2 separate regions of the Homo sapiens genome follow, and region 1 is linked to region 2. A link is an interaction called in ENCODE POLR2A ChIA-PET data of the cell type or tissue named here. Cell type or tissue: GM12878. All regions are shown on one strand. Links, peaks and the distances in the headings refer to the core of each region. The heading gives the core; the rest is flanking DNA. Region 1 overlaps FUT8 (fucosyltransferase 8). Region 2 overlaps FUT8 (fucosyltransferase 8).

Evidence for each region. Peaks named below come from ENCODE experiments on the same cell type or tissue, not always from the same donor. Only the 100,000 strongest peaks of a DNase experiment are listed, where the experiment ranks them.
Region 1: POLR2A ChIA-PET joins it to region 2 with 6 read pairs; 5 of 35 experiments call an interaction of 5 or more read pairs at or near these places.

Annotation. Positions count from the first base shown.
Region 1 is chr14:65,433,786-65,449,929 of GRCh38, forward strand. The region is part of intron 1 of FUT8 (fucosyltransferase 8); the gene reads left to right. Among named protein-coding and RNA genes, the nearest start is that of FUT8, 29 kb to the left of the region's middle. In GM12878, for the core only: no CTCF peak of the experiment used is centred there; no DNase peak of the experiment used is centred there.
Region 2 is chr14:65,494,508-65,510,651 of GRCh38, forward strand. All of the region lies in intron 2 of FUT8 (fucosyltransferase 8), which reads left to right. Among named protein-coding and RNA genes, the nearest start is that of MIR625, 31 kb to the left of the region's middle. RefSeq lists enhancers at 6,984-7,043, 7,074-7,243, 12,239-12,937. In GM12878, for the core only: a CTCF peak has its summit at 7,074; DNase peaks (open chromatin) are centred at 7,016 and 8,414; H3K27ac peaks cover 2,984 bases.

The sequences.
Region 1 (16,144 bases), core at 6,916-10,915, 60 kb before region 2:
TTCTCTCTCTCTCTCTCTCTCTCTCTCTCTCTCGCTGTGTTGCCCAGGTTGGAACACAGTGGCTATTCACAGATGTGATCATAGAGCACTGCAACCTGAAACTCCTGGCCTCAAGCCGTCCTCCTGCTTCAGCCTCCTCAGTAGCTAGGGCTAAAAATGTGTGCCACCAGGCTCAGCTATTTCTACCTCTTTCAAATGTGTGTGATTGCCCTACAGTGGGGTTGGGTAATATCTTGATATTAGTAGCCACTAATACTGAAAATAACTGAAGGCCACAGCAAGTAAAGAGAGAATTTACTATTTTTGTTTCCTTAGAGAAGCCAAATATTTTGTGATTTTAAAATGGGAAGCATTAAAAACAACAATTCTAAAATGCCTTATACAGAAAGGTGATTTATTGGCTATGTAAATAGGAAGAATAGAGATGGAGAAGTCCAGGAACAACCAGATCCAGGAACTTAGATGCTGTCTTCAGAGTATTCTAGCTTCATTTTATTTTTTCTCCTGTTGGCCTCATTTTCTGCTTATGTTAGAAAGCTTCTTTCATGGCAAGGATGCATGGCCTCAGACAGCTGAGAACTTAGTTCCCTAGGATGGCCTCTGACAGGCTTATCTCTGGGCTAATCACTGTGGGGAATTGTCGTTGACATTAACATCAGAACCACACAAATCGGGGGTAGTGTCAGTTCCCCAGAGGATAGATGTTGTTAACCAGAGAAATAGGGAAAAGGAATTTGAAGTAGCAAAAACAATGTAAAGCCATTTCAGAGGCAGAAGAAAGAAAAGGCAATAGTAGACACAGTGAAAGAGAAATACTTACATAGGAGAGAGAAGCAGGGAAAGGGAAGGGAACTAGAATTTAAGAATTCAAAACTAAGAATTTACTGTGTGGTAAGCCTGTGTTAAGCGTTTTACATTTTATCTTTACAGCTCAGTGGAGGCAGCTGTATTATCTCCAGAGGATAACCATTTGTAGATCTGGTAGTGAAAAGCCCCCCCACCTTTTTTTTCTTTTATCCCAATTTGGCATATTTCCTTTATTTTTTATACAACTTTTTTCATTTTTAAATTATGCATTAATACATTAAAATCCACACTGCGATACACAGTTCTATGGATTTTGGCAAATGCATATAATATGTATCTACCCTCATAATCAAGACACAGAACTCCTGCTGCCCATTTGTAGTTAACCTCTCCCCCTAAGTTCATCGCCCTGGAAAACACTGATCTATTCTCTATGGCTACCATTTTACTTTTCCGAATGTCATACACAGTTGTCACTCCTTATCTGAGGGAAATTAGTTCCAAAACCCCTTCAGATACTAAAATTCACAGATGCTCAGGTCCCTTATGTAAAATGACCTAGTGTTTACATATACACACACATCCTCCTGGTACTCCAGTCATCGCTAAATATAATATACAATGTAAATACTATATACATCGTTGTTATGTTGTTTATATGTATTATTTTTGTTGTATTTTTTTTACTATAATATTTTCTATCCATATTGGTTGAATTCTCAGATATGGAACTAGTGGATATGGAGGGCCAACTGTAAGTGACATTGTAGTTATATAGACTTTTGGATCAGCCTCTTTTACTTAGAAAATTCATTGAGATTCATTTATGTTGCGTGTATCAATAGTTCGTTCCTTTACATTGCTGAGTAGTAATCTGTGGTATGAATGTACCATGGTTAGTTTATCCATTTGTCTGTTGAAAGACGTTTAGCTTATTGCTGGTTTTTGGCAATTATGAATAAAACTGCTATAGACATTCATGTATAGCTTTGTGTGTGATCATAAGTTTTCATTTCACTTGGGTAAATACCTAGGAGCAGATTGCTGGATGATATGGTAAGCATATGTGTAATTTTGTATGAAACTGCCAAATTGTTTTCCAAAGTGGTTGTACCATTTTGCATTTCCACCAACGATGTTTGAGAGTTCCAGTTGCTCTACATCCTTACTAGCACTTGGTAGTATCTGTTCCTTTTTCTTTCTTTTTTTTTTTTTTAATTTTAGCTCTTATAATAGGTGTATAGTTGTATATCATGTGGTTTTAGTTTGCATTTTCTTACAATTGACTTTTGGTGTATTTTTATTTTCGTGTGCTTTAAGATATCTTCCCTTTTTTTTTTTTTTTTTTCTTTAAAAGACAGAGTCTTGCCGTGTTACCCAGACTGGAGTGCAGTGGTGTGATCATCACTCACTGTAGCCTCAGACGACTCTGAACTCAAGCAGTTCTTCTACCTCAGTCTCCCGAGAAGCTGGGACCACAGGTGTGTGCCACCATGTCTGGCTAGTTTTTAATTTTTTTGTAGAGACAAGGTCTCACTGTGTTGCCCAGGCTGTAAAATATCTTTCTTGAGCTGGTCCTGATGGCACAAGTGTGTAATCCCAGCTACTCAGGAGGCTGAGGCAGGAGAATCGCTTGAGCCCAGAAGTTTGAGATCACCCTGGGCAACATAGCAAGACCCTGTCTCAAAACAACAACAACAAAAACTTTTCTTTAACATTCCGAGAATGCTTATTGGCTTTAAAAAACAATGATAGTGGCCAGGCACAGTGGCTCACACGTGTAATCCCAGCACTTTGGGAGGCTGAGGCAGGCAGATCACGAGGTCAGGAGATCGAGACCATCCTGGCTAACATGGTGAAACCCTGTCTCTACTAAAAATACAAAAAATTAGCCAGGTGTGGTGGTGGGCGCCTGTAGTCCAGCTACTGGGGAGGCTGAGGCAGGAGAATGGTGTGAACCTGGGAGGTGGAGCTGGCAGTGAGCCAAGATCGTGCCACTGCACTCCAGCCTGGGCGACAGAGCGAGACTCCCTCTCAAAAAAAAAAAAAAAAAAGTTTTTTTCCAAAATAGAATAGTAAATGGCCCTGACAAGGTCTTTGACAAGCATTGGGGTTGCACACTCAACTGTATCACACAATTCCAGGGGACATCATTCACATAAAATTTTTTTTTCTTTTTTCCTACTGGAGTTGTGCAGTGTAGCAGTCTGGGCTATATATTTACAGTTATTATCTAGGATTATCAGTGATTAGGTTCCATGGAAAATTTGAGTACTACCAAATGATGCATTTAAAAAGCATTTTTCAATGTTTCTCTGAAATGAAATTTTTGTCCAGGAGCTAGTTCTGAAGAAATGCCCTACAGGCAGTATGTCTAATGGATCAGACCTGGGAGACATAAAGGCCTATTTCAGGTACTCAACTCTGCCATTTACTGCATGAGTGACCTTGGGCATCTTGTCTAGCTTCTTTGAGTTCATTCTTTATCAGCAAAACAGGATTGATAATCTCTCCTTTTTATAGATGTGACAAGAATTATAAATAATGCATGTAAAATATCTGATGTAGAGCAGACCTCTTCAAGTTGCAACTGCTTTTACTTCTGTTTATTAGCACTTAGTACTGATTAGCCACAGCTTTTTATCAAACAAAAGCTTAGGGTATCAGCAAAGCAGAAAGAAAAGAATTTGAAAAACAATTGAAAGCATTTACTACCTAACATTTAAAAAAATACTGAAGTAGAATTAGGAAAGAAATAAGAATTTATTGGATTAAATGTTAGCTGTTTAGTATTGTTTTTATTTTGTATTTAATAGGGAGAGAATAGAGGGCTATACTATTATATTTTCTGTACTTGGGACCTCCAAAGGTCTTAATTTGGTCTTATCACCACTAACACCACCACTGCCATCTCCATGTCATGCTTGTGTTAAAGAAAGACTTTGAAATACGTCACCTAATGTTTAGGGTCGTAGAAATGCAATTTACTGTTTTGGGACTAGAGTACATGAATTCATATTACTTGACATCATTAGTTCTTCCCAGTAAAATGAGAATATTTGAGGTCCCAGAGTATTTTATAAGGTTTTAAAAACTTCATAATTTCTTAATGTTTTTTTGTTATTACCCATAGTGATTACAATAAAATCCTTAAAACAGCAAGGAAGGAGAACCAAGGAGATTAGATGTGCTTTATGGATGCAAGGAGAGAGGTTTAGCAAGCAATGGAGTAGGGAGTAAAGAAGAGGAGTTTAGCCTGAGTTTCTGGATCTAGGAAGTAATGTAGAAGTCTTAACTGTAGAAGAGTCTTTATAGTGATAGTGATTTTTTTTCTTTGATTTTAAATTATTTCTGCTTTGGTGTTTTCTGTTTGTTGGACATGTTGGTTTCATACCTCTGTATAGTAAAGAGGTTTTAAAACTTTGACCCAAACTATTTTGGCTCACACTTTTACTTCTCATATGGGCTTTTATAATAATATGGAGAGAGGGGATAAGAAGTTGTCTAAAGTAAAATCAAAAGTTGTTTGTCCATTTCCTCTCTCAAGTAAGAATATATCAAGAATATTTCAGTCTAGCCATTTTGTAGCTTGAGATTAGAGAAGGAAAGTTTACATTCACATGTTACCTTCATCTGCCTTTCTTGTCTTTGACCTGTTACAACAGAAATTAGGCAGTTTTTTTTTTCCCCTCACATATTCATTCTCTGCTTCTCTCAAGTTAATGAAACCTAGATAGAGGGCCCAATTGCCACTTGCTGAAAGAACAAATTTCTGAAGTTCTCTTGTAGCAAGTTACTACCTTGTGACTAAATTCTGGTCAGTTAGATGTCAGTAGAAGTATTTGGTATTTCCCAGAAGTCTATTTAAAGGAAGAGCTTTACCATTCTTTATCATTTTTTCCAGCTGCCAACTTAGATCATGAGGATAGGGGCTATACTTGTAAGGATGGTAGAATGGAGAGCTGGAAAGACCCTGTATATTTATGTCATGGTAGAGCAGCTCTGGAGTATTATCAGATTATTTTATGTGAGAGAGAAATAAACTTCTGTTTTGTTTATGCCATAGTTATTTTGGATTTTCTTATTATGCATTGCTGAACCCACGATCCTTCACACCTCCATCTAAGGCATCTTCCCTTCTGCTTCCTGTTCTGTGGTTGAACTCTTGGTGCTGTTTCATCTCTCCACTGCTAAGTCCCTGAATTCTCTTGCTCTCCACATTTTCTATAATGATTGTTCACAGGCACAGTGTTGCAGTTAGAAGCTGCTATGCATTGCTAGTTATGTAGCACCTGAAATTTTAATTTTTTAAAAAGAAACTTTAACAGGAATATGAAGGAATGTGTAAGCACAGTTACACATATTTTATTTCCTAATGAAAAATATAATTTCTAAAGAACGATGTGTCCATTAAGTCTCCCCTGCCCTCCAATTTTAGTTGATACAGATTGGTTTGGCTAATTGGCTGCCAGCAGTTCCTCTAGAGAATATGTCTAGATCACTAACAGACCCCTTTTTACTTGCCTCTTTTGGAAAACTCATCCTATCCCTACCCTAGTAACATGATCCAAATGGAAGCTTGTTACTGTCACAGTTATTGGTTCAAGGATGGATATGTAAGCAAAAATACCAGCTCTGTCCTGGGTTTTTAGAACTGCATCTAGCAGAAAGGAGATCCTCTCTACTTTTGAGGCTATAAGGATGTGGACAAACTGGTTTAGGAGGATCATAGTAATAATACTCAGAACAGAAGTAGAGATGGAGGGAAACAAGTCAGTCTTCCTCAGAGAATGGACATGTACCTCATATAGGCTAATTAGAATATTTTGTTTAGTAACTTGATAATTTCAAGTCAGACTCTGTTGGGCACTTGAACTGGAGGGTCATGTGAAGGACAGAAGTTTCTTTAAAGCCATACTCCTAAATGTAAATAAATATATTTAAAAAATTTTAAAGGGTGATAGAAACTATTTCCTTTCTTACTTTGAAGGGGGTTCCTAGCTGGTACATAATTCATACTGTCTCAGTTATTCAAACAAATTACTCATTTAATAAAGCATTTCATGGAGAGGAAAAGAAACTACAAGTTTTTTCTCTATGGATGTGGAGTACTTTTAAAGGAAAATAAATGCTCCCTTAAACACCAATAGCAACAATAAAATATGCACAAAAGCCTCCTAGTGTTGAGAAACCATCACGTAAGTGCTGAGCACTCTAGTTCTGCTCGTGGATCTCTTTACAAATAGAAAATTATCTTATCTCTTATGTTTGTTAAAGCATTATTTGCCATAGCTAAGATATAGAATCAACCTAAGTGTTCATCAACACATGAATGGATAAAGAAAATGTGTGTGTGTGTGTGTATATATATATATATATATATATATATATATATATATGTACACACACACAGTGGAATACTGTTCAGCTTTTCAGGAGAAGGAAGTCTTGATATTTATAAGAACATGGAAGAACTTGGAGGACATTATGCTAAGTGAAATAAGCCAGACACAGAAAGACAAATACTGCGTGGTCTCACTTATATGTAGAATCTAACAAAGTTAGACTCATAGAAGCAGAGAATATAATGGTGATTACCAGGAGCTGTCAGCTGGGGAGAAATGGGGAGATGTGGTTAAAGTGTACAAAGTTTCAGGTATTTAGAGGAATAAATTCTGGAGATCCAGTGTACAGCATGGTTGACTGTAGTTAATAATAAAGTGTTGTATACTTGAAAATTGCTTAGAAAGTAGTTTTTTTTTTTTTTAAATTGAAATGGGATCTCACTGTGTTGCCCAGGCTTATCTAGAATTCCTGGGCACAAGCAATCTTCCTGCCTCAGCCTACTTAGTAGCTGGGATTACAGACATATGCCACCATGCCCAGCTAGAGAGTAGATTTTAAGTGTCCTTACTATTAAAACAAAAAAAGCTTGGATATATGAGATAATAGGTATGTTAATTAGCTTGATTTAATCATTCCACAGCGTACACATATATGAAAACATCCAGTTGTACACAATACATATGTGTAACTTCTATTTGCCAATTAAAATGAAGTTTAAACATTGTATCCATCTGGAGTTCCTCTTGTGGGAAAATGACTTCTTTGGCCACCTAAGGTCTTTTTTTTTAAACTCTTAAATTTGAGACATCTATAGTTGGTATAATTGGTAAGTCACAAGTATTAGTGAGAATTTTATTTGGGTCCATGAAGAACCAATACAGGCAATAAAACACACCAAGAATTAGGGAAAAGCTAAAGCATAGTCCAATTATCTCAATTATTGTAAATGAGAAGTACCCTTCACCTAAATGAGGCTGAGTAGAAACTTCCTTACCTCTGCAACAATTTATAACTGTGGAATTAGAATTTAGATTCAAGCTAGCAAAACTAGAGCTACATTTTATACTCAAAACTATGTCTGCCACTTAAAAGAGGAAAAAAAAGAATGAATATAAGCTGGTTATATTGAAGTATATTTTACACAGATTTTTTTTAGTAGTTAATTTCTTATTTAGATAACTAGGAAGGGTAAGTGGAAAGATACATATGTTTTTAAAGAGGGGCAGGTAACTTTTAATTTTCTTTGTAACTTTCAGAATTTCTTTCCCTACTTGATATATGGAGACCTACTGTAGAGGATGTTTGTGGAGTTAGAAGAGATTAGGGTTGTTGAAATACAGATGTCAGTTTAATTGTAATTCATAGTATTGAACCTTAGAATAGTGACCATTTTCTGTTTTCACAAATTTTAGAAAAGTATACATATATGTTGATAATTATTAAAAAATTTGAACCAAGCTTTCGTTCACAGTGAGATTTGTTTAGTAGGTAAATTATTTTATGTTTAAAAATGAGTACAGGTCTGGGCATGGTAGTTTACACCTTTAATCCCAGCACTTTGGGAGGCCAAGGCAGGTTAATCACCTGAGGTTGGGAGTTCAAGACCAGCCTGGCCACCATGGTGAAACCCCATCTCTACTAAAAACACACACACAAAAAAAAAAATTAGCCGGGTGTGGTGGCACATGCCTGTAATCCCAGCTACTTGGGAGGCTGAAGCATAAGAATTGCCTGAATCCGGGAGGCAGAGGTTGCAGTAAGCTGAGATCGTGCCACTGTACTCCAGCCTGGTGACAGAGTGAGATTCCATCTCAAAAAAAAAAAAAAAAAAAAAAAAAAATCAGTTTGTATTTACTCAGATTTTTTTTTTTTAATTATACTTTAAGTTCTAGGGTACATGTGCACAACGCGCAGGTTTGTTACATATGTATACATGTGCCATGTTGGTGTGCTACACTCATTAACTTGTCATTTACATTAGGTATATCTCCTAATGCTATCCCTCCTCCTCCCACAACCCCACGACAGGCCCCGGTGTGTGATGTTCCCCACCCTGGGTCCAGTTGTTCTCATTGTTCAGTTCCCACCTATGTTTACTCAGATTTAATGGGATTTTATCTGGGTTTTCAAAGGGCTCCCAGATTTAATCTGGGTTTTCAGAGGGCTCCCTAGATAATTCTTAGATGCATCCAGATTGAGAAGCATGAATCCAGAGCAAAACAGAAACAGCTAAGGGTGGACTTTTTTTTTTTTTTTGAGGCTGAGTCTTGCTCTGTTGCCAGGCTGGAGTGCAGTGGCGCGATCTCGGCTCACTGCAGTCTCCACCTTCCGGGTTCAAGTGATTCTCCTGCCTCAGCCTCCTGAGTAGCTGGGATTACAAGCATGTGCCACCACACCCAGCCAATTTTTGTATTTTGTATTTTTAGTAGAGACATGTCGGCCAGGATGGTCTCAATCTCCTGACCTCATGATCCGCCTGCTTCAGCCTCCCAAAGTGCTGGGATTACAGGAGTGAGCCACCACGCCTGGCCAAGGGTGGACATTTGAGGGCACAAACATTTGAGGTACTGACCATCATAAATACATACATACATACATACATACATACAGTATAGGCCCGCTGTGGTGGCTCGCACCTGTAATCCCAACACTTGGGGAGGCCGAGGCAGGTGGATTACTTGAGCTTAGGAGTTTAAGACCAGCCTGGGCAGCATGGTGAAATTCTGTCTTTACCAAAAATACAAAAAATTAGCTGGGCATGGTGGTACTTGCCTGTGATCCCAGCTACTTGGGACGCTGAGATGAGAGGATTGCTTGAGCCCAGGAGGCAGAGTTTGCAGTGAGCCAAGTTGGGCCTGGGTGACAGAGTGAGACCCCATCTCATTAAAAAAAAAAAAAAAATTAAGAATACAGTATAGAGGGGCATCCTACAAGGAAACCTTACTCATGCACCATAAAAGTGGTCATCAGAAACAGGGAAATCTATAAAACTGTCACAGACAGGAGGAACTTAAAACTATGGGCTTTAGTTAATATATCAATATTCATTAAGTATAGAAAATGTACCATACTAATATAAGATGTTAATAATAGGGAAAACCGGATAGAGGAGTAGTATATGGAAACTTACTGTATTATCTTCAGAATGTTTCTGCAAACCTGAAACTGTTCTAAAAAATGAAGAGTTTTGGGGTGGGTGTGGTGGCTCACGCCTGTAATCCCAGCACTTTGGGAGGCTGAGATGGGTGGATCACGAGGTTAGGAGATCAAGACCATCCTGGCTAACGCGGTGAAACCCTGTCTCTACTAAAAATACAAAAAATTAGCCGGGCATGGTGGTGCTCACCTGTGGTCCCAGCTACTTGGGAGGCTGAGGCAGGAGAATGTTGTGAACCCTGGAGGTGGAGCTTGCAGTGAGCCGAGACTGCGCCACTGCACTCCAGCCTGGGCAACAGAGCGAGACTCCATCTCAAAAAAAAAAAAAGAGTTTTGAAAATCAAGGCTGGGTGCAGTGGCTCACACCTATGATCCCGCACTTTGGGAGGCTGAGGCAGGAGGATTACTTGAGGCCAGGAGTTTGAGACCAGCCTGGGCAACATAGCAAGATCCCATCTCTACAGAAAATTTAAAAATTAGCTGGGTGTGGTGGTGTGCGCTTGTGGTCCCAGCTACTTGGGAAACTAAAGCAAGAAGACTGCTTGAGCCCAGGAGGTTGAGGCTGCAGTGAGTCATGATTGTGCCACTGCTCTCCAGCCTAGGCAACAGAGCAGGACCTCTAATAAAAAAAAAAAAAAAGACACCCCAAAAAGTAGTTGATTTTCAAAAATCATGAGTAATATAAACTCCTTGAGTTCAGAGTCATTTGACTTAATATTGGTATGCTTAGGGTTTAGCAGAGTTAATACAAAATAAGCTTTAAAGAAGTGCTAAGTGACAATGTTACATTTATGTTATTTTGTAGAAATGGCTTTTGGAAAGATGAGAAGTAACTTGACAAGCTTTTTAATGTTTTCAATAAGTTTTTACTAAAAGTTTATAAAAAATTTTAATTTAGTAAAACAAATTGAAAATATTTGCATAAACTTTCTCTTATTGCTTGAGAGGCCACTTTGAAACTCTTAATGTTGCACATGGTTCTGAAAAGACATCAAGCTTAGTTTAGTTTATAAAAGCATTTCATTAACAGAGTGGGTGCTAAATAGTAAACATAGTTCTTTGACAAGTAGAGTTAAATGTAATATTTCTTTTAAAAAACTGAGTACATAAACCTATTTATCCAGTAGGAAATGCAAGTAGAAATCACGAGATACCATTACTTACCTATTAGAAAAGCAAAACAAAAACAAACCAACAAACCTAGACAATAGCAAGCTGACAGAGATACAGAGCAACTAGAACTCTCCTGCCCTGCAGATGGAAATACAAAAAAGTATACAGCTACTTCAGAGAACAATTTGGTGGTTTCTTATAAAGTTACCATATGAGCTGGCAGTCCCACTTCTAAGTATTTACCCAAGGAAATGAAACATGTTCCTGCAAAAACCAGTAATGCTCTGTTCATAATTGCCCAAAACTGGAAACAACCCAAATGGTAATGTACATATAGACAAATATTAATGTGTGAATGGACAAACTATGGTACATCATACAATGGATGATGTACCAATTATAAAAAGGAATGAACTGTTGATACGTGTGTTGTAGCAATTTGGAGGAATCTCGAAGACATTATACTTTTTTAAAAAAGCTAGTCTCCTGATTCCATTTACATGATATTTTCAAAAAAATAAAACTGTAGTGGTAGAGAATGTGTACTGGTTATCCAGTGCTATGGTTTGAATGTTTTTGTCCCCTCTGAAAATTCATGTTGAAACTTAATCACCAATGCAACAGTGTTGGGAGGGGGGCCCAATGGAAGGTGTATGTATTGGTTCATATGGGGGAGCCCTCACAAATGGATTAATGTTGTTATAAAAAGGGCTTGCGGCCGGGCATGGTGGCTCACGCCTGTAATCCCAGCACTTTGAGAGGCCGAGGCGGGTGGATCATGAGGTCAGGAGTTCAAGATCAACCAGGCCAAGATGGTGAAACCCTGTCTGTACTAAAAATACAAAAAAAATTAGATGGGCGTGGTGGTGAGCGCTTGTAATCCCAGCTACTCGGGAGGCTGAGGCAGAGAATTGCCTAAACCTGCGAGGCAGAGGATGCAGTGAGCCGAGATCACGCCACTGCACTACAGCCTGGGAGACAGAGCGAAACTCTGTCTCATAAATAAATAAAAGGATAAAAAGGGCTTGCTCTCTTCTGCTTTTCTGCCATGTGAGGATGTAACATTTGTCTCATTTTGTCCTCCACCTTTCACCATGAGTGTTTACAGCCAGAAAGATCCTCACCAGATGCTGGCGCCTTGATCTTGGACTTACCAGCCTCCAGAGCTGTGAGAAACAAATTTCTGTTGTTTATAAATTACCCTCTCTCAGGTATTCTGTTATGGCAGCACAAAATGGACCAGGGGTTATGGTGGGGGAGGGTGTGTGACTATGGAGAGACAGCATGAGGGAGTTTTTGGGGTGATAGAACTGTTCTGTATCCTGAGTATGGATATACATGTGTTGAAATTCATAGAACTGTATACTCCTACTTCCTCCCAAAAGTCTGTTTTACTGTATGCTAACTTAAGAAATAAAATGGAAGACATACAAAGAAACTGAACATGTGTCTACTTTATAAGGCATTTGGTCTAACTACTGGTCAAATAAACTTGTATAAATACTGTCTAATGTTTTCTCTATTAGATTTTTTTTACGTCTCAAGGATTTGTATGAAAAGTGACTGATGCACAGAAAACCTTTATTTTTTATTTTTTAAAAAGTAGAAACAGAGTCTCACTATGTTGCCCAGGCTGGTTTGAACTCCTAGGCTCAGGTGATCCCCCTGCCTTGGCCTCCCAAAGTGTTGGGATTACAGGTGTGAGCGACTGTGCCCAGCTAGAAAACCTTTCATATTAAAATAATTAGCACTATAATCATGTGCAAAGAATTGGGATGGTCACCTAGTACAGCTTCACATTTTAAAATAGGTAACAACTATCATTTATTGAAATAATGCTGTTCATTGGTTTTATAACCCAAGTGATACTATATCCTTAGACACTGTAATACTACGTATATATGTATATTTTGAATTTGATACGTCTTTTAAGCCTTTTAATCTACAGATCCCCCATCTCATCTGTCTCTTTTTCTTACAAGTTAGCTATTGAACCCTGGGCTGTTTGCCTTGTAGAGTTTCCCACAGTTTGCATTCTGCTGATTGCATACTAATAGTGCAGTTTAACACTTTCCTCTGTTCTCTGTATGCCCTGTAGATTTTCAGCTGGATTCAGAGGCTTGATCCTAATTAGGTGTGATCCCTTTGGCAAGGCAATAGGAAGTGTGTCATCAGAAGGCACTTGGCTGTTTGGATGACTCTCTTTGTGACGTTAGCAGCCATTGATACTCACTACTTAGATGGATTAATTCATTGGAGGTTGCAAAATAGTGATAGTGATATTCTAAATTATTTCTTTTTAATTTATTACTTAGCATACTTCCATAGAATATTTTCTTCATCACTGTTTGGTTATTAAATAGTATAATTCACAAGGAAAGCCAGGATAAATACTTGATTCTTTATTTTTATTTACCAGTTTTCAAGATACTGAAATTGTTACATCTAAACCTGTGAAGATGTTTTAGGGCTTTTTTTTTTTTTTTAACATGTTTAGATTTTCATTCATTGCAATTAATATGCTTAATGAAGCTCAAATTGTTGTTACATCTTTGACCAGTGGGAGCCTGCCCCTCACCCTCTCTCTCTTTTTTTTTTTGTAAAGATAGGTTCTTTCTCTGTTTCCCTTTCCTTTCCTTACTTTTCAGGCAGAGTTTTGCTATGTTGCCCAAGCTGGACTTGAACTCCTGTGCTCAAGCAATCCTCCAGCCTCAGCTTCCTGAGTAACTGGGACTACAGGCACGTACCACCACACCCGACTCTGCTATTGTTTCTTTAAATAAACATTCTGCCCCTTTGTCTGTCTCTTCTCTCTCTTCAGCTCTTATAATCTGAAAATTTTCTCTATGCTATCCTATAAATGTTGTAACCTTTCTTTATTTTCATGTTTTTCCCTTCTGGGTGGTGAAATCTGGTCTCTACTAAAAATACAAAAAATTAGCAGGGCATGGTGGTGCATGCCTGTAATCCTAGCTGCTTAGGAGGCTGAGGCAGAAGTCGCTTGCTCCTGGGAGGCAGAGGCTGTAGTGAGCTGGATGTCCCACACTGCACTACAGCCTAGGTGACAGTGAATGAGACTCTCTCAAAAAAAAAAAAAAAACCCAAAAGAAAGTAAATTTTGTTTGAGTTTGTTACTAAACTTGGTGAATATAAGCTGCATTTTTTAGTTTCCAGTAAATCAAGGCGCAGTGTAATCATTGTACATTTTATGTTGAAGAGTTATAGGAAAATACCTTTATTTTATAATAATGAAGGAAAAGGACTTTTTGGATTGGAAAGGAATGTTTTGACAAAAGATTAAATTAAAAGATTAAAACAATTTTTTCTTCTGAAAATTTTTTTTCTTCAACCAGACAAGATACCATTTTTTCAAATACATACATTTTTTTCAAATGGTATCTTGTCTGGTTGAATTACTAGAATGTTTTTGGCGTGTTTAGTAGCAAGTGGTAAGTTCAATTGAAATACAAGCTGAAAAATTCTAATGGCCCCTGGAAGATGGCAGTATAGGCTTTTCATCTCAGAATTTTAGATCTGGAGGAGACCTTTAAAATTTATTCCAGTTCCTTCATTATAGGAGAATATCTAGACATCTAGGGATAATGATATGTTATTTCTGAGATCACATAGTAAATTTCTGTTTAGAGCTGGGACTAGTACTAAACCTCTTCGTTTCTGTTTCGGGATTAGTTTCTCAATGCCAGAATGTGTTTCTTGAAAGGCACGATAACCAGCTCCTGGGCTCCTCATATCCTACCTAAATTAGTGCAACTAAGGCAGTGTGACATATTTATATTGGTATTTTTATAAAGGCACAGAAACAGACATGATTTATTCAGTATCACAGGGATAGTGTTAGGTCATAAGACCCCTGACCTGTTGATTCTATCTCTTTATCTTACCTAGTAAGAGATAGCTTAGAGATAGTAGCCAAAATATCCAATGGTTATGAACTATAGATTGGGAGCTGGAAGTGGAGCTGGTACTAGAAACCATAAAAACGCCAGATGATGTTTGTGGTATGGTGAAGAGTGCTGGGATGATGCAGGCAGGGGGTGATGAAAGCTTTGGTCATGAGTAAGTGGGTCTAGAACCTATAGAATGGGGGGGCGGAATAAAGGAGGCAATGGAGCCACCATCAAACTCATGCTTATCAGGAGGATCGTTTGTTCTGTTCTCATTCCCTATAGCATATTGCTACTTTCCAGCTAAGATTTAGAATAATCATAGACAATAATAAAATAAAATACATCTGATATCTGCACAATATTTTAAGCACAGTACTCATAAATATTGTACTGTTTGATCCTTGCAGTATCCTTGTGAGATAAGTAGAAGGGATATTGGTGAGTAGAAACTATTAAATATAATATGTGTTAAGGTAGTGTGCTAGAAATCACTAAGGGATATAAAGGTGAATAACCACAGGCTCTGTTCTCATGGTGTGCCCAATCTTTTGGGGATGGGGTGGGAAAAATAAACAGTTACAATGTATAGGAAGTTGAAAAGGATTTAGAAATTCAAGCTGTGTCCCATGGGAATTTAGAAAGAGTGATGGTATTGTAACAGGAATTTTGGTATTTTGCCTTCTTAATTCAGACTAACTGAAAGGATAATGACTGTAAAAGCATCTTGACTGTAATAGATACTGATACGATTTTCCTTTATAATTTTCAGATTATTTTTTATTTTAGGTGATTTTACACAGCTATTTATATGAATGAATTTATGAATTAAGGATGACAGAAATCACTTAAATTGTTTTAGTGATTTTTGGCATATTAGTCTGGTTTGAGAAGGAGGGAGAAAACAAGGGAATTGATTTTGTAATGTCAAACAGAACTTACAAATTTAGGACAGATTTACCTAGACCATTATGAATAAATAAATAGATCCTTTTAATTGGTAAGAAACTAGACCAAATTTAATATAGTTGATTTAGTACTAGTTTATGTTGATGATGTAGACAACTTCACCAAAGGAAGGGGAGTAGTGAATAAATTAGTTATAACTTATTTTACTGTAAAGTAATGTTAATTGTTAGAATAATTATAGGAAATATTTGCTTACCAATAAATATGACTTTGACAGTCTTACAATGATGAATTCGTTTTTGTTGAAATAGCAGACAAAACAGACTTTTTCGTTTTGTTCACTTATTCCTAGAATCCATTTTAGTCTCTAGTTTTTGTTAGTATGTATCACCTACCTTAACTATTTTTCTTTTTGCCAAAACAGAAAGAATGCGGCTTCCGTTGATATACTGGAGTCACTTAGAATATCAATATCAACACTACAGAGAAAGGAGAAGGAAAGGAAGCAATATACCATTGTCAGTGTGCTTTTCTCTTCTGAGGCTTTCATCCTTCTTGTGTTTTCTCTCTTAACATTGGCCCATAGCTAGAAGACATTGAGGTCCTGCCTTACTGCATTTTTATCTTAGCCATGAGCAGCATACCCCATACTATATTTAGGTTGATAAATTTTCAATAGTAAAATTCTTCATAGTGAGCAGCCTCTTCTAGGCTGTCGCCACCCCTGCCTTACCCTATTTCACTGTGGAAAGCTCACTTTCTTGGTTGAAGCATCTCCCTGTTTGAAGTCCAGCTTTGGGGAAACCTAGAATGGCCTTAGGACCATCAGTGTTACAAGACTCAGTAGTGCCTGAGTCATACTTAGCTTTTAAAACATGTTTATAGCTTTCACTTTTTATGGGTAAATA
Region 2 (16,144 bases), core at 6,095-10,094:
GAGTGAAGAGGAATCTGGGGCTGCAAAGCATCGCTCTCCAGTTGTATCCAGAGAATCTACTCAGGAGGGGCAACGTATTTTTTTATTTTTTATTTTTTAAATTTTACTTTAAGTTCTGGGATACATGTGCAGAATGTGCAGGTTCGTTGCATAAGTATACATGTGCCATGGTGGTTTGCTGCACCTATCAACCCATCATCTAGGTTTTAAGCCCCGCATGCATTAGGTATTTGTCTGAGGAATGAAACTATAAACATATTAAATCCTATAAAAAGAAAAAAAAGTAAGGTTCTGAAGGGTTCCAGAATTCAGGAGACGGAAGAGAAAGGATATTTTTTATACTTAAGGAAGTGGGGAGGAAGGTTTACCAAATGTTTAGGTTTCTGCTGATTGAGGCTTTGTTGTATAGTTAGAAGGACTTCCAAGAGACTCCAGAATTTCTGCTATCGTAGTTCTGGGCTCTGGTTTTACCTAAAAACTCAATGCTTTTTCTCTAGATAGAGCTCTGGAGGAGAGGCACACAGTTCTTACTTAGTGTGAAACATGGTGTTTGTTGGTTTAGGGACTTTGTACCTCTTTCTGGAACCTTTCAGAACCTTTTTTTTTCTTTTTATAGGATTTAATATGTTTATAGTTTCATTCCTCAGGCAGGAATTACTGAAGTTTGCTTTTCCCTTAAAAAAAAAAAAAACCCAGTAAATTAAATAATCACATTTAAAAAACTATAGCAAATCTTTTCTAACTATGAAAGTTAAAAAAAGTCATGTATTCTTTGTGAAAAGTTAGGTAATTGAGATACCTGTTTTTACATATTAAATGAACAGGTCTCAAGCAGAGTTTTCACTTTGGCTGCTGCTTCTTGCACTGGGGTTCCTTGGGCAGGAGCACTCTGGTGAATCATCACCTCTGGTTTGGATGTAGTAGTACTGGATATTTTGTTTCTTTTAAGGAGAGTGTGAACAAATGGGAGTTATGTGTTCCTCCGGGGTATGGTCCATTTGTATATTGCTCTTTATCTGTGTATCATATTTTATTTGGCTAAGAGCCTAATTATAATATATTTAATTTTTAAAAATCTTAGCTATTTGTAGGGTTTAAAAAACTAAACAACAGCAATAGGATTTGTATTGCTAATTGAGAGATACCAGGTTAAAATACAAGTTTTCTATATAATTTAGCAGAATAAAACACACTTATCATTTTTCCATTTTCTGAATTTGTAATATGCTAATGTTATCAGTATATAATATTTTTTGCTATGACTAATTGTGTTATATTTGTTGTGAATGTAGTCTTGGTTCAAGTAGGGGTAAGGAGGTATTTTGGAAACCAGTGCTTACCATTTTGGGGATAGGTGGTGGGAATAGACAAGCTAGAAATACACTTGGAAGGAAGAAAACCATTTAGTAGGAACTTGAGATGAGGGGAGAAACAGACATTTTTAGGAAAGTGTAGTGTTTTAAAAAATAAATTTAGACACAAAAAATTAATCATTAGGAACATAATCAGATTTTAGAAAAATTTAAGTAGAAAAAAATCACGTTAAATAGATAACTTTGAAGTAAATACTAATTATGTTTATATTTTGAGGGGAGGAAATAAGTCTCTTAGTTGGCCCCCTTGAGGCTGCCTAGATGTGGAGAACCATAAGACTGAGTTTGTACCATCTTTGAGTTAAAAAGCTAACCCTGAGTGATTTTGGAATAGATTCCTTTAACATATTTTCAGTCATATTCCTTTTAGAATTATTATTACATAGATTTCCTAATTTGTAATTCTCAAGTGCTGTGAAACATTAAACATTTTTAGCAACCTCAACCCATCATAGTCCTATGACTGCCCTTCTTTCACTTTTAGTCATATAGGAACATTTATAAGAGTATCTGATATGGTTAGACTTTGTCTCCTCACCCAAATCTCATCTTGAATTGTAATCCCCATAATCCCCACGTGTCAAGGGAGAGACCTGGTGGGAGGTGACTGGATCATGGGGGTCGTTCCCCCATGCTGTTCTCATGTTAGTGAGTTCTCATGAGATCTGATGGTTTTATACGTGTCTGACAGTTCCTCCTTCACCCACTCGCTCTCTCTTGCCTGCCGCCATGTAAGACATGCCTCTTCCCCTTCTGCCATGATTGTAAGTTTCCTGAGGCCTCCCCAGCCATGCAGAACTGTGAGTCAATTAAACCTCTTTTCTTTATAAATTACCCAATTTTGGGCAGTTCTTCATAGCAGTGTGAGAATGGACTCTGGCCATGATTTTCTTGGTATGACTCAGGAAAATTCTTCTATGGGGTATGGCTGTGGAGTGGTTTTGTGCTTGCTGTTGTTGCCGTGGTGCTTCAGAAAGTTAGCCTAGATTAAAGAGTTCAGGTTTTGGAGTCACATGGGTTGTCTTGAATTCTGTCTCTGACCCTTAACTACCCCTGTGACATTGGGCAAGTTACTAGACCTCAGTTTCCTCAACTGCAAATTGGAAATAATAGCAACCACCTCCTAGGGTTGTGATGAAGTTTAAGGATAAATGCTGCTCTTTTTATTGAGCATTTATTTATTCCAGCCAGACACTGTGTTACATACTTCATATGCAGTATATAATTTAATTTGTATGTGTATATTAGAGTATGTAAAAGTTCATTTCCAACGGTAATATATGTCCAGTAACCGGTTGCTATTACTTTTTCTATATGTTGATTCCTTAATCAGAAGTTGATGTTCCTAAGATGAAAGATGGGAATGGGCATTTTGATCAGATCTGAAGGACTTGTTTGGAAGTTGACAGTGGTTTGAAGGTGAAATATTTACTAGAGTGTGGTTCAAGGATAATCTGCATGGTAATTACCTTGGAAGCTTGTTAAAATGTAGAGTTTTGTGTTTGTCATCTGAAACTCTGAGTCTGAATCAGGATCTCTGGCCGTGGAGCCCAGACCCTGCAGTTTTATAAGCTTAATCATAATTCTTATTCTCTATGAAGTTTTTGAATCATCTTTTTAATTTATTCTTCCCGATGATTAAAAAATGATTCTAATGATTTTTAAATATTTTTATTTGATGTAATGAGCTTTCCATTTTATTGGTAATGGAGGTGGTAAATTTTTTCCATTTAAATGTTTACATATATGTGATTTTTGTATGTTATAAGAGTTTAATGGGTGGTGACATTCATTCAGCTAATGTTTAGTAAATATTAAAATATTAAAATTTATAAAATACAATTTACTTATTTGGAGTATTTTAAAATGAATATATCATTTTATTCAGTTATTCAAACAAAATGATTGTTGAGACTATGAGTAAAATAGTCTCAATTTACTATAAAATATGTCATATTTTACTCAGTTTATAGTCTCCGAATAGGGTGGGAAAGGAGAGCAGATTGAGAATGTGCTGTTATGAAGCTAGGTGGAGAGGGGAAGGGAGCGATTTTCTGCTGCTAACTAGAAGAAAAGCATAACTACAAATAATTTATATAACTAATAAGATTTCAAAGCAGATAGAAATTTTCAGGGAGTTTTGGTCAGAGTCATTTTATTAGTCATATTATTTAATGAAAGAATAATCAGGAATGCTCAGCCTCTGTGTTTTCTACTATTGCTTTGCTCCCTAAGAACGCTCTTTTAGATTTTATCTGTCTATTCTTTTGAGTTTTATCTTTGCCTTCCTGGGAAGTCTCACTCGACTTTTTAGGAAATCAAGTTGTATCCCCACAGTGCTTCACATGACCTTATTTTTTTTAGATTCTTCAAGTAAAATCTTACTCAAAGGAACCAATAAATTGCCTCACGTCATAATTTTAAACTTAAGTGTTTGGAAGACTAATTTCAGTGAGTCTTTGCATTGGTATCTTTAGCCCACAAATCTTTTTGGCTCCAGTATCCACTTTAATAATTCTTATGGGTTAAGTAACTGTATTTTTAATATCTGTAGTTTTGTTCATTATCAGAAACTAGGTCACCAGGGTTTGTTGTGTCATTGTTAATTAAAAAGGTATTGTATGCTTTTTTTTTGGAATGTGCTTGTACTGAATGAAGCCAAAATATGTTAGTAATGCTCTGCTTTAAATACTCATAGAATATAATTTTGCATATTTTAAACTCAATCTATCTGCCAGTACAACAATGTTATTTATCTCTGAGAATTTTGACTATTCTTTCATGCTATTTAGAATTCAATGAATTGTTAAAACTTCTAGTAGGCTTTTTACTGACAGTCTCTGTCTGACTTCTCCTTTACAAGTTTTCCTCAATATTTTCAGAAGTAACATTTGGGTCTTACTGAAATAGGAATTTTTGGTTCTATAGTAGCAGATGGAAACAGTAGACTTTTTTAGAGGTTGGAAGCAGTGGGATACAGAGAAGGAGAAAAATCAGACTAAATTTATGTCATGCCTCTTTCATTGTGAAAAATAATTATAGCCTCATGTACATTACTTTTCTGAGGGTTGTAGTGGTGGTAATGGTTGTGGAAGTAGTAATAGTTGTAGGGATGAATTAAGGAGGCATTGGGTAAGAACGTGTCTCCCAACATAGGATTTCAGTTACTTCCCAAATATAAATAACAGTGGTTATTACCAAAAATTTTTCTTCAAGCGACAGTGATCTCACTGTATGTTGCCCAGGCTGGCCTGAAACTCCTAGGCTCAAGTGATTCTCCTGCCTCAACCTCCCAAGTTGCTGGGACTACAGACACACACACACACCACCATACCTGGCTGAATTTTTTTTTAACCAGAGAAGAGCACACTAATTTTTTCTTTACCCTTATAGCATTTTCATTACCAGTTATTATACTTTCATTCTGAATGATTTCAGAATGTTTGGGGATGGTGTTGATAAACTAGAATTATTTTGTGGTTAAGTAGAGGCCCTCAAACAGAGTACAGCTCAAGTCTCAGGTTTACCACTTTTTTTTTTAAGTAGTACATGGGGCAAATTATTTAATATCTTATTTTGCCATAACTAATTATTAATAAATATCTACTTTATAGGTGTGTTGATGATTAAATCAATTTGTAAAGAATAATGGGCTGGGTGCAGTGGCTTGTGCCTGTAATCCCAACACTTTGGGAGGCCGAGGTGGGAGGATTACTTGAGCCTAGGAGTTCGAGATAATTCTGAGCAACAAGCGAGGCCTCATATGTATAAAAAATGAAAAACTTAGGCTGGTGCGGTGGTGTGTGCCTGTAGTCTCAGCTACATGGGAGGCTGAGGCAGGAGGATTGCTTGAGTCCATCGAGGTCTATCCAGGCTGCAGTGATCTGTGATTGTACCATTGCACTCCAGCCTGAGCAACACAGCAAGACCCTGTCTCAAAAAAAAAAAAAAAATGCCAGCAAATAGTATGTGTTGAATATTTAGTTATAAGTATTATTCACTCTCTAAAATAGTCTTCTTAGTAAACTCTAATTGACCTTAGGGTAAAAAAATTTTTATATTTAAAAGCTCAGAAAAATTCAGCTTAGTTATTTTTAGGCTGGTGTTTGGTCTCACATACACACTTAACGCCCCTTTCAAACTGTTATGGAACAATGTTTTTCAAACTTTAATGTGCATATGGGATTGTGTAGGGATCATAATAACATGTAGATTCTTATTCAGTAGTTTTGGAATAGGATGAGATGTTACCTTTCCAACAAGCTCCTGTTGGTAATCTGGATGTAGCTCATTCTTATAACACACTTTGAGTAGCACAGTTATGCAGTGTTCCATTAAGTGGTTCTCATTCCTGCTTTCAGTATATTATAAACACTTAGATATTTTTTGTTCTTTATGCCTTGGCTCTGTGTCATACCAGTTAAATTAGAGCTTTGCCTTTGGGGTTCTGGGCATCATCGTCGTCATCATTGTCGTCATCATCATCATCATTTTTTCTTTCGGTAAAAATATCCTGGATCATTCTCTTGTGAAACTAGCATTAAGAGCCACCACTTTAGTTATCTGAAGGAGAGTCATAAGCTAAGAAGCTACATTTTAGGTCTTCTCTTACTTTGTTGTCTTCCATTTTAAGCTCATTTCCTCTGTAGAGATGATGGTGGACAGCTGGTTAGAACTCTTAAACTGGAAGGCAGTTAATATGTTGGCCTGAAGTTTTCTTTTCGCTAGACTAAAAGGTTTGACTGTTGAACCTTTCTTTATGGATCCTATTTCCTATCCCTTTTCATCATTTGTATAGTCTTCTTTGGACTTTCCCTAATTTCTCAATAGTCTCCTTAAAGTGTAATAACCCAAACTAGATACAAAACTGCTGTAACAAAACTGAACAATGGCAGAGGCAGAAGAATATAGATCTAAAAATCTGTGGTTTTCATTAGCGTTGAAAACTTGTATTTGCTTCAGACTTTTTATTGGCCTTTTCTTTATGTTTTTCAGGGTTAAAATGTGTTTTATGCCATGATATTTGTTTCAATATATTCCTTTCTTAGGTTATGCTTCTTCTTTCTTCCTCAACTGTGCTTCTTGTATCCATTTCCCATCTTGCACCTATTTTGGAGGAGAGGCAGTAAATATTTTCTTATGGACTTACCATGTTTGGGAAGACCGTTTTCCAAAGCGATCAAGATCATGTTAAATTTTATTCCATCTAGCCATGATGGCTCAGTTAGGATCAGGTCAGGAAAACAGTCCACACTAAATACTCGAGGCAGGAGGATTTCTTGAGACCAGGAGTTTGAGACCAGCCTGGGTAACATAGTAAGACCTGTCTCTACAGAATTACAAACAAAAACAAAAAATTTCAGCCCAGAAAATTTAATACAGGGAAGGGATTATACAGGTATTGGAGGGCTGAAAAAGCAAACAGGGAACACTGGGGTAACACAGAGACAATATTTGCAGGAATTAGCCACTATTCATATGGTTGAGGGGGAAATAAGAACTTGGAGTTGGGACCTCATAGAATTGGGGTTCAAAACCTCTGGAGGGGGTACTTCCTGACAGCTGTTGGTATGTCTGAGGGGAATTTCTGAGAGTGCCAGAAAAAGCTGGTGGTTATCACTGCTACTGCTGGGGTGGAGGATCTATGCTGGGCAATGCTGACTGGAAAAAGCATGTACTGCATTCTCCCTCTAGTGTCCTTATTGGCAGTGTGAGGAAGCTAGCTGCAGAAGAGAAAAGTAGTTTTCAGAGTTTTATTTTCAGTATTACAAAGATGAGTATTAAAGGGTAGATTTGGATCTGAGAGAAAATAGCTGAATAACCAGTATATATAGCCTTCTCTTCTGGTCAAAGGAGGCCATAGGCCTTTGGTCTCTTGGTCTCTTTTCCTAGCTACTTGGACCCCAGACCCAGATATTCTTAATGCTGAGGGTTTGGAAGGAAAGTTGTTATTATTATTTAAAAAATTAATTTGTTTAGTTAATGTGATGGGGGAGGGGGCATGAGACGGGTCTACTTTGTCTTTTCTTTTCTTTCTTTTTTTTTTTTGAGACAGTGTCTTGCTCTGATGCCCAGGCTGGAATATAGTGGTGTAATCTTGGCTCTCTGTAGTCCCGAGCTCCCAAACTCAAGCAGTCCTCTCACCTCAGCCACCCAAGTAGCTGGGACTACAGGCACCTGCCACCACACCCAGCTAATTTTTGTATTTTTTGTAGAGACGAGGTTTTGCTATGTTGGCCAGGCTGGTCTCGAACTCCTGGCCTCGAGTGATTCACCCATGTTGGCCTCCAAGTGGTCTGGGATTACAGGTGTGAGCCACCATGCCTGGCTGGGTCCACTTATTTATTGTTATTTTTTTTTTTGAGACAGAATCTCACTCTGTCACTCAGGCTGGGGTGCAGTGGTGGGATCTCAGCTCACTGCAATCTCCACCCCCCAGGTTCAAGTGATTCTCCTGCCTCAGCCTCCCGAGTAGCTGGGATTATAGGCACCCACCACCATGCCTGGCTAATTTTTGTCTTTTTAGTAGAGACAGGGTTTCACCATGTTGCCCAGGCTGGTCTCGAACTCCAGACCTCAAGTGATCTGTCCGCCTTAGGCTCCCATAGTGCTGGGATTACAGGTGTGAGCCACCGTGCCCGGCCCGGGTCCACTTATTCTGAGATAATTCTGTTACAGCTTTTTTTGGTAACTTACATTTAATCATTAGATACTCCTTCTTTGCCTCTTGAGGTATTTCTGTTTTTTAAAAGCCCTTATTTAAAATGTAAAATAAATAATGGTAAAAGTAATGATGTTACCCATAAACAAAGTTTTAAAATTGGTTGCTTATTAGCCAAACAGTGGTCTGCAGTGGTAACCAACCTCTGAAAAGATTATGCCTTTTTTACTCATTCAAAAATTCCCCCTCCTGCAGAGCTTCTTCAATTTTAATGTGTATATGAATCAGTTGAGGATCTTGGTAAAATACTGATTCTGATTCAATATGTCCCTGGGTAAGGCCTGAGATTGTGCATTTCTAACAAGCTCCCAGGGGAGGCTGGAGCTACTGGTCCCTAGACCAGACTTTTTTAACTCCCTTCCCTCCCTTGAGAACTACTGGTTTGGCTTAGATCCAGTGTTGGACTTGGATGGTTGAGTGGTGAGTGATCATAAAGTAAGAGTTTCTATTGTAAGCCTGCCCGTCTAGAAATATTTTGAGCAATTTTAGTAGAGCTATTTATAGCTGTTTCTTTCCAGGTAGGATCAGAGAAATATATGCTTCTGAATAGGTTAAATTTTCTTCCATAATATAATGCTGCCCTGAATGCAGAAATGTGCCTATCACTTGTAATTTTCCTGGAAGGCGTGAGACTGCTTGGTAATTGTGTACATATTTAAGGGAAACTGAGTAATGGAGGACAGAATAGAACAATTAACAAATTCATGCATCAGATAACTTGCTTTCATTAAAGCCATTGTTACTCTTATTTATTGATTGTTCCTGATGATAGGACATCTGCAGATTTCAAAAAGTGTGTTTAGTGTGAATTTCATACTGATGGCATTTCTCTGCTTTTGACAGTTTCATATACTTAAACTTGTCATTAAAACACAGCATCTTGCCTTGAGCCAAATGAAACTTTGAATAGAGCCCAAATTTATGAAATTGTTAATTTCTCTTTACATCTAGATTTTACTTTCAGTAATTTCTATCTGCTAACACAAATAGAAAGGTAATCTTTCATTTGGTTGCCATCCTTCAAGAGCCTCTCTCTGCCCTTCCCTCCCTGCCTTCCTGGATCTTTCCTTTTGTCTTTACAGACCTAGATTTTGAAAGGTTCTAGGTTCCTTTTGTCTGTTGATACTATGTGAATGTTATCCTTAAGTTTTTAATTCAGGCTACAACTAGACAGATAATGTGTCTCACAATTAGCTGGGGTGAGAGAGTTAAAATGGAAGTTAAGGATTCAGGGGATTCCTACAGATGGGTGAAGAAAAAAGCTCAATGTTAGGATCCTTAACAAAGCATTTTGATTGGCATATGGAGACCTTTGCGTGAACACAAATGTTCATATTTGAATATTTATAGAAGATAATCTGTCAAAATTACTGTTATTTTAATTTGCCAAGCTTGGCTGATTGCCGCAGTTGGATGTTAGTTGAATTCAAGTTGAAGAGTTGTAAATATGTTCTGGTGTGGGACATGCTTTTTGTCCTTGAAGCTGTTTGAATTTCTTACTTCTCCCACCTACACCCCCTTCTTTAAAACTGCGAGGCTTTTTTGTATTAGTTGAACTTTCATGTTCTTTTTTAGGAAAAAATATTAAAGTAGGATGTTAACTGTATGGATTAAAAATTTTTTTTAACTAAATTTGTTGACATTTGGTGATCAGGAATTGTTTAAATAATTTTAACTATTTGTCCAATCTTTGCTTCAAAGGACCTGTTCCTGGAGACTCAAATGTAGGGATATATATCTTATTTGAATGGTTTTGTGTGGGATATGTTTCACATTAACAGCAAAGAAAATGTAGACTTCTAGATAATTGATGTTTCCCCTTTCTTTTATCTCACTTGAACAGCTAATAATTTTAGTGACCCAGATTCAAGCAATAATACCTGTCTTCATAATTGTCATGTGGTTTTGTCAGCTTCTTATATTCTAGGGGAAGGAAGATAAGACTTTTTTAAATATATTGAAATAACTTGGTTAATAAATACTTTTTTTCTCTTTTTAGAAGCCAGGAACCTGTTCTCTTTCCATAGTGTCTCCTCACTCAGAAAACGTTGTGTTCTCCTGCCTCAGCCTCCTGAATAGCTAGGGTTACAGGCGCCCGCCACCATGCCCGGCTAATTTTTTTTTGTATATTTAGTAGAGACGGGGTTTCACCTTGTTGGCCAGGCTGGTCTCAAACTCCTGACATCAGGTGATCTGCCCGCCTTGGCCTCCCACAGTGCTGGGATTATAGGTGTGAGCCACTGTGCAGGAGAATGGCTTGAACCCAGGAGGCAGAGGTTGCAGTGAGCTGAGATTGTGCCATTGCACGCCGGGCTGGGCAACAAGAGTGAAACTCCGTCTCAGAAAAAGAAAGAAAGGGAAAAAAACCCCAACACACTGTATTAATTATTGATGCAGTATCACTATTCTTACTGAGACTACATTATTTTAGCTTTAGAGATGATATAGTGGCTTTCTTAAAGTTATATGACATTTTTTTGGGAGCAGGGCTGTATTCTGTGCCCCATGTACTAAGCTATCTTGTCTCATTTAACTAGCCACTGTTATCTGAATAGTTGAGTTTTACATGCGTAACCACTTGACCTGATTAGTCTTAATTTTTTTCCTGATGTTTTTATTTCTTTATCTCTTAGAAAATGACATAATTGAATCAGTTTTGTTGGTTATTACTTTAGCTAGAAACTATGTCAAGTACTACATTTCAGTTTTTTTTTTTTTTTTTTTTTTTTGAGACAGAGTCTCGCTCTGTCACCCAGGCTGGAGTGCAGTGGTGCAATCTCGGCTCACTGCAAGCTCCTCCTCCCAGGTTCACGCCATTCTCCTGCCTCAGCCTCCCAAGTAGCTGGGACTACAGGTGCCCGCCACCATGCCTGGCTAATTTTTTGTATTTTTAGTAGAGACGGGGTTTCACCATGTTAGCCAGGATGGTCTCGATCTCATGACCTCATGATCTGCCCGCCTTAGCCTCCCAAAGTGCTGGGATTACAGGAGTGAGCTACCGTGCCCGGCCTACATCTCAGTTTTATTTAGACTTTGTTTTGGAGTTTCAGGAATTTGAGGTTTCAGGAATGTATTTTGTATTTAGAAAATTAAGAGTGGAACTTTTATAGTATTTTCTGTCTTTCACAATCATCCATCTTCATTCTCATTTGACTTTTTTTTGCTATATTTTTTTTCTAGAAGATTTTATATAATCTTTTCCTGTTACTACTTTTGCCCATTCTTTTTGTGACCATCTCCAAGTCATTTCCCTTGTATCTCACCGTCATTCCTTATTATCTTCCTAGGAAAACTTATTTGTCCAACTCTGTAGCTATCCTCTGGCTGGATAACAAAATTATTAATAATTCCTTAAGATGTTACCCTAGCTACTAATTTTGTAATAGTCCACCATGTGTTCACTGTGTAAAGGGTTCAGAGGTGACTGTTGTACCTAATGCACCACAGATGTGGAAGTAATAATAAAATTTACATATATGTAAGGTGAAAATATTGCTAATACGTTCCCTTGGGTCTGGCCATTCTGATATGCTTGCTAAGTTTGGAGGCTTATTTTGTAATGGTTCTTTCGGATTTCTTAAGGTGAATTAGACATTATGTTTACCTTGAATTTTAATTGGTATACTTTTGGTTAAGTAGGTTAAAAGTCAATGGAATAAAAGTTAAGCCAGAAATATAAAAAGTAATAAGCCATTTTTCAGTGTGATTTGAAAAACAATTTAGCTGTATTTCTTGCTATAAAAAAAGAAGTAAAGAACACTATACAGTGGACTAAGATTTTCTAAGTAAACTAATTTTGATAAAGGTTAATTCCATGGTGATAGCAGATGTTGGGGATTGGCATCCATATGTCAGATTTCACATAAAAATTTAGCTTTCTACTGTTTTTTATTTCCTTAGGAAGAACTATAAAACTTAAATTTGTATAGAAGGTATGATAATGCTATTTTAATAAACAGAATTTGTTATTTTGAAAATTGGGTAGTAAGGACAACCAGTGAATTGTACTACTTATTGATTTTTTTAAAAAAATGTATTTTTAATTTTCGCGGGTACATAGTAGGTATATGTATTTATGGGATACATGAGATGTTTTGACACAGGCGTGCAATGTGTAAAAATCACATCATGGACAATGCAGTATCCCTCCCCTCAAGCATTTATCCTTTGTGTTACAGACAATCCAAATACACTCTTAGTTATTTAAAAATGTACAATTAAATTATTGATTGCGGCAGCACCCCTCACACAGGGGCACCAGCTGCCGGGGTCTGCCCATAGACCCTGACCCGGCCACGGATGAATAAAGTACACTGACACACAGATATTCTGTTTTGCCAGTCCAGCTGAGGGTGTCTCAGCTGTTTACAGACTCCCTGGAGGGTTCTGTAAACAGTTGTGACCATGACCTCGATCAGCAAGTGAGACTTGCATTTATGCGGTAAGATTAATTAACAAAGGCTTGAGTCAACACCATTAGAGGTAATTGACATTGTGGACTTTCCAAGTAAAAAGCCCTTAATCACCCATGGCACATCAAAGGTTAGTCTTAAGATTATATGAGTAAACAAGCTAGCTAGGTAAACTACTCTGCCTTCCTTTATTACTAGTTTAATTTGTTTAAAGGTAAAGATCAGGTTGCCTTCAACCATGTCTATTACTGAAGTTATGCAAACTCTCGGCCTTCCAAGAAGATTTGTGTCTGTCTCTATAACTATCTTCAATATTTTTCCCACCAGCCTGATTGAACCCCAGTAATTGATTATAGTCACCCTGTTGTGCTGTCAAATACTAGGTCTTATTCATTCATCCTGTTTTTTTGTACCCATTAACCATCCCCACCTCTCCCTCATCCCACCACTACCTTTCCCAGCCTCTAGTAACCATCCTTCTTTTTCCATGGGTTCAGTTGTTTTGATTTTTAGATCCCACAAATAAGTGAGAACATGAGATGCTTGTCATTCTTTGCCTGGCTTATTTCACTTAACGCAGTGACCTCTGGTTCCATCCATGTTGCACATGACAGGATCTCATTCTCTTTTATGGCTGAATAGTACTCCACTGTGTATATGTACCACATTTTCTTTGTTCATTCGTCTGCTAATGGACACTTAGCTTGCTTTCAAATCTTGGCTATTGTGAACAGTGCTACAGTAAACATGGGAGTGCAGATATCTCTTTGATACACTGATTTCCTTTTTTGGGGCTATATACCTAGCAGTGGGATTGCTAGATCATATGGTAGCTAAATTTTTAGTTTTTTTAAGGAACGTCCAAACTCTTCTTCATAGCAGTTGTACTAATTTACATTCCCACCAACAGTGTATGAGGGTTCTCTTTTTTCCACATCTTTGCCAGCATTGATTATTGCTTGTCTTTCGGATAAAAGCCATTTTAACTGGAGTAAGATGATATCTCATTGTAGTTTTGATTTGCATTTCTCTGATGATCAGTGATGTTAAACACTTTTTTTTTTTTTTTTTTGAGATGGAGTCTTGCTCTGTTGGCCAGGCTGGAGTGCAGTAGCATGATCTTGGCTCACTGCATCCTCCACTTCCTAGATTCAAGCAATTCTCCTGCCTCAGCCTCCCGAGTAGCTGGGACTACAGGCACACACCGCTATGCCTGGCTAATTTTTTGTTTTTGTATTTTAGTAGAGACAGGGTTTCACCATGTTGCCGAGGCTGGTCTCAAACTCCTGAGCTCAATCTGCCTGCCTCAACCTCCCAAAGTGCTAGGATTACAGGCGTGAGCCACTGTGCCCGGCCGAACACTTTTTCATACGTGTGTTTGCTAGTTGTATGTCTGTTTTTTTTTTGAAAATGTCTGTTCAGAACTTTTGCCTGTTTTTAAATTGGATTATTAATTTTTTCCTGTAGAGTTGTTTGAGTTTTTTTTTTTTTTTTTTTTTTTTTTGAGATGGAGTTTCGCTCTTGTTGCCTAGGCTGGAGTGCAATGGCATAATCTCGGCTCACTACAACCTCCACCTCCCGGGTTCAAGCAATTCTGTTGCCTCAGCCTCCGAAGTAGCTGGGATTACAGGTGCCTGCCACCACGCCCAGCTAATTTTTTGTATTTTTAGTAGAGACGGAGTTTCACCATGTTGGCCAGGCTGGTCTTGAACTCCTGACCTCAGGTAATCCACCCGCTTCCGCCTCCCAAAGTGCTGGGATTACAGGCCTGAGCCACCGTGCTTGGCCTAGCTTCTTTTATATTCTGGTTATTAATCCTTTGTCAGATGGGTAGTTTGCAAATATTTTCTTCCATTCTGTGGGTTGTTTGTTTGTTGCTTGTTTACTTTGCTGTGGAGAAGCTTTTTAATTTGATGTGATCCCGTTTGTCCAGTTTTGCTTTGGTTGCCTGTGCTTGTGGGGTATTACTTAAGAAATCATTGCCCAGACCGATACCCTGGAGAGTTTCCCCAGTGTTTTATTTTAGTCATTTCATAGTTTGAGGTCTTAGATTTTTGTCTTTAATCAATATTTTGATTTGAGTTTTGTATATGGTGAGAGATAGGAGTCTAGTTTCATTCTTCTGCATATATATATCCAGTTTCCAAGCACCATTTATTGAAGAAACTGTCTTTTCTGCCATGTATGTTTTTGGCACCTTTGTCAAAAATGAGTTCACTGTAGGCGTGTGGATTTTTTTCTGGGTTCTCGGTTCTATTGTTCTGTGTGCCTGTTTTTATGCCAGTACCATGTTGTTTTGTTTATTATAGCTCTGTAATATAATTTGAAGTCAGTTAATGTGATTCTTCTAGTTTGGTTCTTTCTGCTTAGGATGGCTTTGGTTATTCTGAGTCTTTTGTGGTTCCCTATAAATTTTAGGGTTTTTTTTATATCTCTGTTAAGAGTGTCATTGGTATTTTGATAGGGATTGCATTGAATCTGTAGATTGCTTTGGGTAGTATGGACGTTTTAACAATATTGATTCTTCCAACCCATAAACATGGAATATCTTTCCATTTTTTGGTATCCTCTTCAATTTCTTTCATCAATATAGTATAGTTTCTGTTACAGAGATCTTTCACTTCTTTGGTTAATTCCTAGGTATGTATTTATTTATTTATTTTGGTGGCTATTGTAAATGGGACTGCTTTTTAAATTTCTTTTTCAATTTGTTCACATTTCACATATAGAAATGCTACTTATTTTTGTATGTTGATTTTGTATCTTGCAACTTTACTGAATTAGTCAGTTCTTAATAGTATCAATTCTAATAGTTTTTTGGTGGATTTTTTATGTTTTTCCAAATATATGATCATATCATCTGCAAACAAGGATAAGTTGACTTCTCCTTTACAATTCGGATGCCCTTTATATCTTTCTCTTGTCTAATTGCTCTAGCTAGGACTCCCAGTACTATAATGAATAATAGTGGTGAAAGTGGGCATCCTTGTTATGTTTCAGATCGTAAAAGACAGGCTTTCAGTTTTTCCCCATTCAGTGTGATACTAGTTGTGGGTCTTTTGTATATGGCTTTTATTATGTTGATGTGTGTTTCTTCTATACTCATGTTTTTGAGGGTTTTTATTAGAAGGGATGTTGAATTTTATCAGTGTTTTTTCAGCATTAATTGAAATGGTCATATGGTTTTTGTCCTTCATTTGTTGATACGATATATGGTGATTGATTTGTATATGTTGAACCATTCTGGTGTCCCAGGGATAAATCTCACTTGGTCATGATGAATGATCTTTTTAATGTGTTGTTGAGTTCAATTTGGTAGTATTTCGTTATGGATTTTTGTATGAATATTCATCAGGGATATTGGTCCTTAGTTTTCTTCTTTTGATGTGTCTTTTTATGGTTTTGGTACTAGGGTAATACTGGCCTTGCAGGATGAGTTTGGAAGTATTCCCCCTCCTCTATTTTTCGGAATAGTTTCAGTAGGATTGGTATTAGTTCTTCTTTAAATGTTTGGTAGAATTCAACAGTGTAACCATTGGGTCATGGCTTTTCTTTACTGTCAGACTTTTAATTATGGCTTCAATTTCATTATTTATTATTGGTCTGTTTGGGTTTTGGATTTCTTCATGTTTCAATCT